Regions from separate parts of the Mus musculus genome. Here region 1 is linked to region 2. The links are chromatin contacts, found by Hi-C or POLR2A ChIA-PET in ENCODE. All regions are on one chromosome and are shown on one strand. Each heading gives the region's core, a stretch centred on a gene start or an enhancer-like site at or near the end of the contact. The rest is flanking DNA. Distances are from core to core; before and after follow the strand shown.

Region 1 (5,244 bases), core at 595-3,094, 35 kb before region 2:
AAGAGAGTCTAAGGGTCACCCCAGGTGTAGGGTTAGAAGCACACAGACAAACTGTGCATGGCTGGATGGCTCTTGCTTAGTACCACAAGACCCTGCTTACTGAGCACTTCTCCCACTGAGCCCTCGGCTGCCTATCACACTTGTAGGGGGCTCATAGAAGGCTCCCATGTGGCAGAAGAGCCCAAGGAGGATGCTGGGGGAAAAGGGTAGAAGGCAGCACAGGGCCACACACAGTCCCGCCCCCGCCCCGCCCCGCCCCCGCCCCCACGGGATAACCAGCGCAGGACTTCAGGTATCCTCCACCTTTCCCCCCCCCACCTTTTTCTTCTTTCGTTCGTTCGTTCTTTCTTTCTGTCTGTCTGTCTTTCTTTCTTTTTGAGGCGTGATTGCTCACTGATCTGGAGCTTGCTCGGATGCTAAGCTGTCCAACCAATCACAGGAATCCCCTGTCTGCTCTCTAGAGGTCACACTCTGGTCCCTGTGCTTACACAGCAAGCACTTTACCAACTGAGCGAGCCACCATCCAGTCCTGGCCCTGGTTTTGCCTGGCTCCCTTCCTGCCTTCTTTCTTCTGTCTCCTGGGCTGAACTTGTCCGGCTCTGAGCTTCCCGCTGTGCGGCATATGCATCCATGGGACTTACGGAATTATGACTTCTTCATATACAAGCCACTCTTGTACACACCTCAATGGATCTGTTTGCAGTCACGGGGTGCATCTTCACCCCAGTCCCCTCCAGGTCTCCTCTTAGTGTCTCATCAGTGGAGTCAAGATTGGAGAACGCATAGTCTCTGGCATTCTCACATGGCTTACGTTCTGATACCCAATGGCTGCTCCCAGGTATCGGCTCATTGATTCCTTTATACTCATGTGGACAGAGACCAGAAGGAGGTGACAGATAGTTCTGCCACAGCAGCTCTTGGAGTGCCAGTGGTTATTCTGGCTGACTCTGCCCAAAAGCCATACACCCGGAGTCTCTGCTAATGCCATGCCGACACCACAGCCCACTTTCCTAGTAGCATAAGGATGGAACAGTGTGCACTTCTTCTAAAACCAACAGGCACTTGCCGGGCCCACACTCACCTCTTTGAAATCTGTAAGAATTGAAGAACAAGAACTACTGCCCCTACCCACAAAGAAATTATATCCCACACAGGGACCTAAATTAAACTAGATCCCGGGTGGGAGCTAGACAAGAGAGAAATGACAGGCAACAGTGAGCCACTGAAGGGTAGGACTGGGAGAGCAAAGGCCACAGGAGAGCGGGGTTAAAGCAAGCATAAAAACCCAAACTGGTATCCCTCGCACCCACGTAAAAGCTGGGCATGGTGGCACACACCTGTAACTCCAATTTAGGGGCGTGGGGGAAATCCTTGGAACTTGCTGGCCAGTCTCTCTAGCAAACTGGGGAGTTCTGGGTTCAGTGAAAGACAACCCCTCTCCCCACCCCCAAAAATGAAGTTAAAAGCAATTAAAAAATACTGGACATCAACCTCTGGCCTCCTCAAATGTGTGTGAGAACACACACACACACACACACACATATGGTGGGGAGAGAGAGACATAAGAAATTCAAAATGAAGTTCCCTCTCTCTTACCATTGTCTGAAAAGAACACAACAGGGAGTAACCCCCTAGAGGGAACTTAGCAATGTCAGGCTAAGTGGCCAAGCTCTCTGAACTCACTCCCCCATCTCCTGGAGTGGATCTCAGAGATCACTGAGACTCACACAAACAGCCAGGCTGCCTTCCTGACAAGCCAGATCACACAACGTGCAATCTGCGGCGTAATGAGCCTGTTAAGGGCGCTTCCAACAAAAGCATCCCTGAAGACCCAGCCTTCACGTGACCTCCACGGGAGCTGATTCCGGTCAGGAGGCATCAGTGTTCCAGTGCGCACAGCCCTTTGTTCTTCCGGCTTTGTGGGCTTTGTGCCGGTAAAACCAAAGTAAAGGAAAGCCCACCCTGGCAGCTTAAGAGCTCTGTCCCATCCTACCCGCCCATCCTACCCGCCTGTTTCAATAATGGTTGGTAATGATGCTTTTAAAATAGAATAAACATATGCTTTGGGAAGGCAGAGCCTCATGCACATGGCTGGGGGTGCTGTTAAAGCCAGGGCCTTATGTGTGTGATGGGCAAGCACCTCCAAGCTGAGAGTCTCACACCACAGATCAAGAAGGGGGAAGAACATCAGAAGTGGCAACTGTCACCGAGATGGAAGGTGGAGCCAGACAGCTGCTGTGGTAGATAGCAGGACAGAGGGACGGGTGATGACTTGGAAGATATTCCCTGATCGCTGGGGTAGGGCAGAGTGGGGCCAGGCAAGTGCCGACACGTGTGTGCTTGCACCACGCTTTGATCACGGGGCCTCCTTTCTGCTCTGTCTGTATATATCTGTTAATATGGGAGGGGAGTTGCTATGGAAAAAAAAATATCTGGCAAAAGCAACTTTTGGGATGAGGGGTTTATTTGGGCTCACAGTTTGGGGGGGGGATGGGTCATTATTTTGTAGAAGGGACGGCAGGAAGAGAAAGACCCCAGGTCACATTGCATCTGCAGTTGGGAAGCAGGGAGCGATGAACAGCAATGGGCTCGCTTTCTCCTCTTCATTCATTCTGAGCCATGCAATGGCACGTGCACCCACACGCACAGAGAGCCTTCCTCAATTAAACCTTTCTGGAAACCCCCTCCTAGACACAGGCAGAGGGGCTGTGACCATGGTGATCCTGAATCTCCTTGAAACTAGCAACCTTTAACCACCACCACACGCATGCACACACATGCAAACACACACACTACACTACATTACACTGTCTTGGCCTTTAAATGCCATCAGGACGGCTCAGCAGGTAAGCATCAAGCTTACCACCCTGAGTTTGAATCCGGGGACCCACATGGTATTAGGAGAGAAGCAACTCCAGAAAGTTGTCCTCTGACCTCCACATATGTGCTGTGACACATGTGTGCCCACACTCATACTAATAAACAATTAAATGTAAAAACAAAAAACATAATCTTTTATTTAAAAAAAAAAAACAGCTCACCACAATCCATCCTTTATGTGACAGTTTCTAAAGCAATGAGCAGTTGTTGTGTACCCATGAGGCCCTGTGAGGGACATATTCTCACCCCCACACCATCAGTACCGGTGTTATGTGTCCCTGTTACACGGAGATTAACTTACAACCAGAAGCACAGAGACAAGCCTGAGCTCAGTAGGAACCCAGCATCCATGTCCCCAAGAGCCCTGGGAGGCTCTCTCAAGATGGAAAATTTCTTCCAGCTACACACACACACACACACACACACGCGCACACACACACACACACACACACACACACGCACACACACACACACACATACACACACACACACACACACACACACACACACACACACACCCGTCCCACCATCACGAGAAAGCACCAGATACCAACCTACAGACACCAGGACTCTGTAACAGGAGGCAACACGGAGTGTTTTCCTTGTCTTGCTTAAAAAGAAACACACATACGCTTTGGGGATTAGTCTATGAGTGTGGCTTTTAACAGAGACTTTGTTTTATCGCAGGAAAATAAGAAAAACCATTAACAGAACGTATCTGAGGGCGGGGAGCACTCGTAGCCGCAGTCCTGTTTGCTAGAACAGCCCCGCGCTGTTATTTACTGATAGCATTAGCAGATGAGAGGGTGGAATTGGTCTCCTGACTTGAAATACTGTAACCCGAGGCATTTGTTAATACCATAACCCACACAAACACGAGAAGCGTGAGGAACTAACTGCAGCTGACCATCAATTCTACAGAGCCTGAGAGGAATTGGGATCGGACCTCATGAAAAAAACAGGAGGTGTGATGATGAGGGAACAGAAACACAGCTATTTCACATTAATTTCTGGTGGATATTACAGAGTGTCTCTTCAGAAAACCCCTCTAAGACAAGCGCCACGTGCTAAGAAGCATTGCATTAATTTAACACACGCACACGGCGGTGGGTATTCATTATAGAAACCAAATTCTCGATTGAATACTGTTGAGAAAAAAAGTTCAAAATGAAAGACAGCCATGATGACACTGGAAGGAGAGACAGGAGGATCTCGGTTCAAAGTCATTGTCAGCTTTATAGTGAGTCAGAAGCCAGCCTGAGCAATGGGAGACCCTATCTCAGAAAAAAAATTTTTTTTAATTCAAAATTATGTCTCTCTCCTCAAATTTTCCATCAGTTCATCAGAAGGTGGGAGGACAAACGGAAAGAGCAACTTCCTTTATAGGTCGAGGTCCAAGGAGCCTGGGCCACTTTATAGAGAATCTGGGCCGCTATGTGGTGCTTCCGTAATGAATGAGCAGGAGCCTCACTTTAAATGTCACCTCCCCAGCCCAGCACCGTCCACTCAGGAAGGGGCCCACGTACCCAACACTTTTCTTGATGCAGATAAGCTCATGATGCATCCTGTGGACACTGAAATCCACAGAGAAGGGGAGACAGAGAACTCCCTCAAGTCCGGTGGTTCAAATGCAGCCCCAAGCCTCTCCTGGATACAGGCCCTGGGTAAGTCACCTACAGTGTCTGAGCACCACTTTACCCAGCTGTAAACTGGGAGACAGATGGAGTCTCCCTCCTGGACCTGAGAATTACTCAAGTCATGCCAGGGGCTTAGAATCCTTCGTAAGCCCTCAATAAACAGTGGCTATTAGTTTCACTAATCCTAATTCAAATCTTGATTACGACATGAAGTATAAACTATTAAGATAGTATTGTTCAACCACGGCTATCCTCTCTCACCCACTGGGCCCTGATGGAAAGGAAGCAGGGAAATAGTCCAGGATAGTGATGTCAAACGGTACAGCCGTGACAGAGACCAGCGAGGGGGTGGGGGTGGGGCTCGGGAAATTAAAAATAGAGCGACATAGCAAGCTAGCAACGTTCATACTTTGCCCATATCTAAGAAAACTGCGGCAGGATTGCAAAGAGACGTGTGTGGCTGAGATAGGTCAATTGGTAGAGCGCTTGCCTAGCGTACGAGGAATCCTGGGTCCAGCAACACGTAAGTGGGTCATAGTGACACAAATCAGTGATCCCAGTCCTTGGGGGATATAGGCAGGAGGATAAGAAATAAAAGGTCATCCTCCGCTACAGAGCAAGCTCAAGGACAGCCTGGGCTCTACGAGACCCTATCTCAAAAGGAGAGAGATGGGCGCACAAGCACGTTCACTGCAACATTACCCACAATAGCTAAGATGTGGAGCCA
Region 2 (5,926 bases), core at 2,183-4,682:
CTCGTCACTTTAAAATTCAAGGGGGGGTGGGGGTGTGCGAGAGCAGGTTCTCCAGGTAGGAGAGTTTGCTGCTATTGCTGAAGACCAAGGTTTGGCTCCCAGCACCCACATTTGGTGGCTCATAACAACCTTTAACTCCAGCGCTAGGGTGTTCAAACCCTCTTCTGGCCTCTGTAGGCACCTGCACACATATAACATGCACACACATGTAGGTTCCACCCCACCCCCACACATAAAAATAAAAATTCTTAAGGGGTCAGAGAAACAACTCGAAGTCAAGGACACTGCTCTCCCACAGGACCCTGGTTCAATTCCCAGCACTCACACAGAGGTGGCTCCCAGCCATCTGTAACTCCAGTTCCAGAGGATCCAACACACTCTCTGACCTCCATGGGCACTGCACACACACACACACACACACACACACACACACACACACACACACACACACGCAAGGGAGGGAGTAATTTAAAATAAATCTTCTCTTAGAATCTTTTTTTAAAAATTCAAAGCAGAAAAAAAAAACGATTTGATCTCAACTATCAACCATAGATATTAACAAAATGAAAAAAAACAAGAGATAAAAAAAAAACAACACTGTTTCCAAATCATAAATTTATGCCCATATTACTAGTACTGACAGGGAGTTCTGCGGCACTATGTATAATTTCAAGTAAGAACTTTCAATCAAACGTCTGTAGGTTCGTATCCAGGTCGATGTCTTGAAAGTTGCATTTGCCTGGCACTAAAAGAGGGCTCAGCAAAAGCAGGCTCCTGGTGATATGAATTATAAACAAATGTCATTTAGTGAAAAGAAAGGAGACCAGGAAGGGAAGGGCCCAGCAGGATCAAAGACAGTATTCAGTGACCCACAGGCTTGGACAAGGCTAAAAGTTCCAGAAGGCTACACTGAAAAAAAAAAACCCTACAGCCACTTCCAAGTCAATTGATAAGTTAAATTCTGATGATTAGAAAGCTGGAAACGCAAGGCCCTGGCTACAGGTTGTGAGTTTTTTCCTCCGTGTCTTGAGTAAAGCTTATTTCGTAGTTCACCACAGGATTCATGCTAAGGGAATTCTGATGGACAACTTACAGGTGCACAGAGGTTCACGTACATTCCTTCCATACACTCCTGGTCTAAGCACTTCTGCTGAGAATTACCGGGCACGCACCATCCCAGCAAAACTTGAATAGGCCTGAACACAGCTCTGAAGTCTAGACCAAATCACTGGGCCCTTTGTTTAAACAGCATTAGCTTCATTATATCTGCATACCAGCCTGTCCTCTAGCCCTCTGGCTTGGTTCTGGGTGGCCCCTGGAGCTTGGCACTCTTGAGATGCCCGTGTGTCTGGTCCCACCCTCTTGCAACCCAGAATGCCAGCAAAGTCCATTTTTAAATTCTCTCACAAGTTTCACAACCACAGGTTTGAGTAAGGAGTTTGCTGACATTAGACTAAAAATATGAGCTGCAAACAAAAGCCATCTTTTACCAGGACTGGCTGGGGTGTCCGGGTAGCACAAGACCATATTCTTGGCAGCCAGACCTCCTTAACAACTGTTGTGAGCCCCAAAAGGAAGAGAGGCCAGTCTGTCCCTGCGCTGTCAAGGAATCCCTGCCTGTTTGATGCAAGGAACAGCTTTACGGCTCTGTCTGGCTTGATGAATTCGCGGCTGAGTCTACTGAAAGTGTTAGCTATACACGTAAAGAAGGCGGGAGGCAAAAAAAAAAAAAAAAAAAAAAAAAAAAAAAAAAAACAGCCTTATTTCCCTGGAAAGATACGTGTTTCCACCCCACCCCCTTCCTCCCTGCTATTAGGAAAGGAAATGATTATTGTAGCGACTCTGAGGAGTCAAAATATGTCAAGGTGACCCAGTACAGGTCTATTGATCCAGAAGAAATGGGGAAAGGGGTTCCCAAGTCTAAGGCTGGGTGGCCACATACAGAACCGTCTTAGAAAGTCCTACCTGTTGGGCTTCTAAACCATGCAGCACAGCCCGGCCAGAGCACTCCAGGGCGCCCCTCTCTTCTCTAGCACCAAACTTTCCTTCTGGACCCCCGGGATGAGGGGTGCCTAGGCCCTGCCTATCCTGATAGGAGACTTGGTATTTAGCCTAAGCCAGAGAAGACGTGAGGAAGGATTCGTTCCTGTGCTGCAGAAGTCTCTAAATGCTCAGAACCCAAGAAGAAGGGATGAAACTGCACAAAGTATCTCCAAGAGCTTTGATGGTCAAAGTGCAGCCCAAAGGCTCTGGAGTTCCTAGCTGGGGGGTCTGGGGCCAGGAGATGGTAGACCAGGCCCAGGAGCAACAGCTGCAAAGTCACCACCGTGCTGGACCCTGGGGTGTTTTCGCAAAATATCTCCCCCGATGGAGAGAAGAGCAGGGAACCTACCCACTCTGTCCCCACACCTGCTCTGCTGCTGAGCTTGGAACACGTGGTAGCTGGGCTTGGGGCTTCCCAGGCGGCTGCAGGGACTCACTACCCAGCCGGGGCGTGCACCACTCGCCCGGGGGTCCCCAACCAGGAAGAGGCAGCGCTGCCTGGCGCAGAACAGCCGGCTGCCAGCGCCTGCTTCACCTCAGCCCTCAGCAGCAACCCGGACAGAGTTTTGTAGTCTTCCCATCAACCCGGGCAGCTTCCAACAAGCCCTACCTTTCTATGCCACCTAGCCAATAGACAAGACACAAAGAAAAAAAGAAAAGAAAAGAAAAGAAAAAGGAGGCAACAACACGCGCCGCTGTCTCTCCTTGCAGTCTCAACCTCTAGCCTGGAGATGGGAGGAAGAGGAAGCGCACCTTCTCTTCCCATCCCAACTCCGTGACCCGCGGATCCCGGCAGTAAAGAGCCCCGAAGAGGCCGAAGGGAAGAGGTGAGGTTGGAAGAAGCAGAAAGCAGAGCGAGAGAGGAGAAAATATCCAACAAAACCACGCTAACGCGCCCCCTACCTGGGTGCAACATACTTTGGAAATAGAAGATGACCAAGATAAAGGATCCGAAGCAAGTGGCCAGCACCATCCGGCAAATTCTGTTCATCCTCATCACTTCCAGCAGCGCCGGCTTCATGGCTTTGTCCTGGCCGCGGGGACCCGGCTGTCCGGGAGGCGCGTCCCGAGCGCAGAAGCGGGGACCCCGCCGCGGGGGTACCAGCACCGGGGAGGCTCAGAACAGAGCTGGCTGGGCTCCGGAGCTGGCTCCCGCTAGCTTCACCGAGGCTCTCCGAGGCCCCGACTCTGGTCTAGAGGGTGAAAGGCGCAGGAGTTGGTGTGCAAGTGTGAGGATGCGTGGCTCCGGCCGCGCGCTCCTGCCGGTCCGCCTCGCCTCTGCTCGATGCTCCGCCGCCTCCTCTGCTGGCGCCTGCGGCCGCCGCTGCCTCCTCACGGGCCGGGCGACCGGGATGCGAGAAGGAAGGTGCCGCCGCCGCCGTGCACTGGCCTCTGTGACTGTCCAGGCCCCCCTCCCTCCCTCCCTCGCCAAAAGCTACTTCATTGCGCTCCAGTGATCTATATATTCCAGGGCTGGGTTTTACCAAACGCAACTCGCAGCCCCCGGCGAGGGGAGGGCGCCGGCGAGCGGGGAGGGCGGGGCCGCGCCGGGGCGGAGCGTCGCCTCCCCCCGCCCCTACCCGAGACGTGGTCGCGTCCAGCTGTTTCCCGGGGAGTCCGGAGTGCGCAGCACGCTCCCGCAGGGTCCCAAAAGCCCTCAGTCCCTGGGCGGAGCTGGGCCGCTGTCTCGAGGTTGCGTGAACGTTTCCATGACACAACCGGGATGGGGGAAAACCATGAATAAGATGCTGTAGTGCTGCCACCCGTTCTCCGGTGTGGCGAGAAGCAGGTTAGGTGACAGAGGCAAACAGGAGCCCTGCTGACACGCGACCATTTACAATCCCTGGGCGGTTTAGCAGGGGAAGTTGCCCCACGCTCCCCTAAGAGCGGATGCCCTTCTCATACTGATCAAAAACTGGGCAGTTCCGTTTTTCTTTCAAAGGACAGCTCAGCTTGAGGGCTGCTTTTGCAAAGAGGTTAAAGAGAGCGGACTTAAAGTCAAGGTTAGGGAAACTGTTCCGGCATCCCAGGATCTGGTGACTGCCGCTGCTAGCCTTTCTGACACGTGCCCTCACCCGCACCCCTCGGGGCAAAGCGGGTTTGTAGCTTTTAAAACTGTTTCACCAAAAGGTACAGCTTTCTGTAATTTATTCGAAGTGTATGAGAATCAGTCGGACGGATGTGAAAAGACGCCCCTAAAAGTCCAACAAAGTGTTGGGAGTGGAGGCTGGGAGGGGGAGATCCAAGCCAGCTTAGCCTTGGCAGGTAGAGAGAAAGATGGCGCTGCTTACCTGCATTGTGTAAAATGTTGTTAAATGCTCAGCTCCATGCATTTGGGTGGCCAAGGATCAATAAGGTGGACGCGGGTCAATGATAAGGAGATCACTTTTATGCCAGGAAAGCAGGGTTATTGTAAAGCCTGACCTTTCTACTTTACCATTAAATGCATTTACAGAATGCTGGATTCCATAAGACATTGTACCTTTGAATGTGTCTCTTCACAGGGGCACTGATAAATTCTTGTCGAATCTGAATGTAATGGGCCTTATCCTCCCCTCACATTTGACAGACTCACAAGTTGCTTTCTGATACATGTATCCAGAAACGCCTCCAAACCTCCTCTTCCTTCTCCTGAAGTTTTCCCTTCAGCAGAGAAAGTCCGCAGGCTTCCTGTGATTCAGACAAGAGTCAATTACAGGGAGATATTTATGTAGCCAGTATTATTTTGCTGCTCCTTTATGAATGAGTTGCTTGCTGAGGTGGCCGAGATATACATGCTCCAATACAAGCCACTCCCCAGGGAGTCCCCACATGATGTGAGTAGGCACTGCTGTATAGTCTCCTCCTAGTGCACTGGGTGGGAGGATGGACCCCTTGTAGGGGCATATCCCCCAGAGGGCCTGCAGGGCTGCTCATTACAGGCGTGCCATTATCTTCTTTAACCAAAGCACGATGAAGAGGGATTTGCATGCCTTTCATTCCATCATCTTTCTGCCCAAGGCAGAAAACCACACTGTTGAGCCTGGACATTCATAATAAGCCAGTTTGGGTAGTCACACACCCAAGGAAGACGTGAGAAATGTGAGTCTTTGGGGGTTTTGGAAGATTGAGTTGAACCATGTGCCGGAGAAGGACGGAGAGCCTTGCCAGGTATCCATGCTTGCATCCTCAAAATCTGGGTTGGCCCAACATACAGAATCGGAAGAGGCTGTGCCAGTGACTTGCCACGTCTTCCAGGAAGTATCCCCTAATTTCTCACTGGGCTTCTCTTTCCTCCTCTGTGCTCCAGATCCGACCCCACCTCCAGCCACTGTGCCCTATAGACAGAACTCTCCTGAAGGATCAAGGTGACTTCCTCTCCCTCCATCCCACTCTGATACCCAGTACAACTGGCACACAGCGGGTGGAAGTCACAAATGGCGAGGTATTTATCTCTTAGACTAGGAAGGTAAGGTAGAACCCTCTCAGGTGTACGGTCATAGCCAATGGCAACAGGCTATGACCCTGCTGTCCACAGCATACTTGTAGTCAGTGGAGAGGTTCTGATTCTTAGTCCCATGTCAAGCTGTAAACTTACCAACTGCAAAGGAAGTCTCCACTTTCTTTCTGTCCCTGGTCTAACAAAAACTTATTTCCCCTTTGCCTGTGCTACCTTACTGACATTGACAAGAAAAAGGACAATCAACTGATAAGATGTGGAGAAAAAAAAGAAGATTGTATCTTTTCAGTGATGACCCAAAGTAAGACGACTGCTTCTAAAGCCAGGCTTTGGGCTTTGGCTTTAGCTCAGTGGTAGAGCTCTTGGCTAACGTGCATGAGGTCCTGGGTTCAGTCTCTGCTCCAGCGAAATAAAATAAGTCAGCTTTGTTTTCCCAACATATCT

What was found. Hi-C counts contacts between places; a loop is a spot of excess contacts on that map. ChIA-PET counts read pairs that join two places held with the same protein, here RNA polymerase II (POLR2A).
Region 1: POLR2A ChIA-PET joins it to region 2 with 19 read pairs in embryonic stem cell. The contact joins the enhancer-like site here to the promoter of Chst11 in region 2. A Hi-C loop is called at or near these places in 1 of 37 maps with a recorded cell type or tissue (left cerebral cortex). POLR2A ChIA-PET finds 5 or more read pairs at or near these places in 2 of 5 experiments (both embryonic stem cell).

Annotation. Positions count from the first base shown.
Region 1 is chr10:83,016,656-83,021,899 of GRCm38, reverse strand. The region is part of intron 1 of Chst11 (carbohydrate sulfotransferase 11); the gene reads right to left. Among named protein-coding and RNA genes, the nearest start is that of Chst11, 34 kb to the right of the region's middle. Within about 2 kb of position 1,844, at least 1 of the 3 ENCODE cell types and tissues checked has a DNase peak (open chromatin) inside an H3K27ac peak, as active enhancers do.
Region 2 is chr10:82,983,003-82,988,928 of GRCm38, reverse strand. Chst11 (carbohydrate sulfotransferase 11) reads right to left here and starts at 3,432. Exons shown (of 3, transcript NM_021439.2): 1 at 2,947-3,432. The coding sequence starts at 3,064.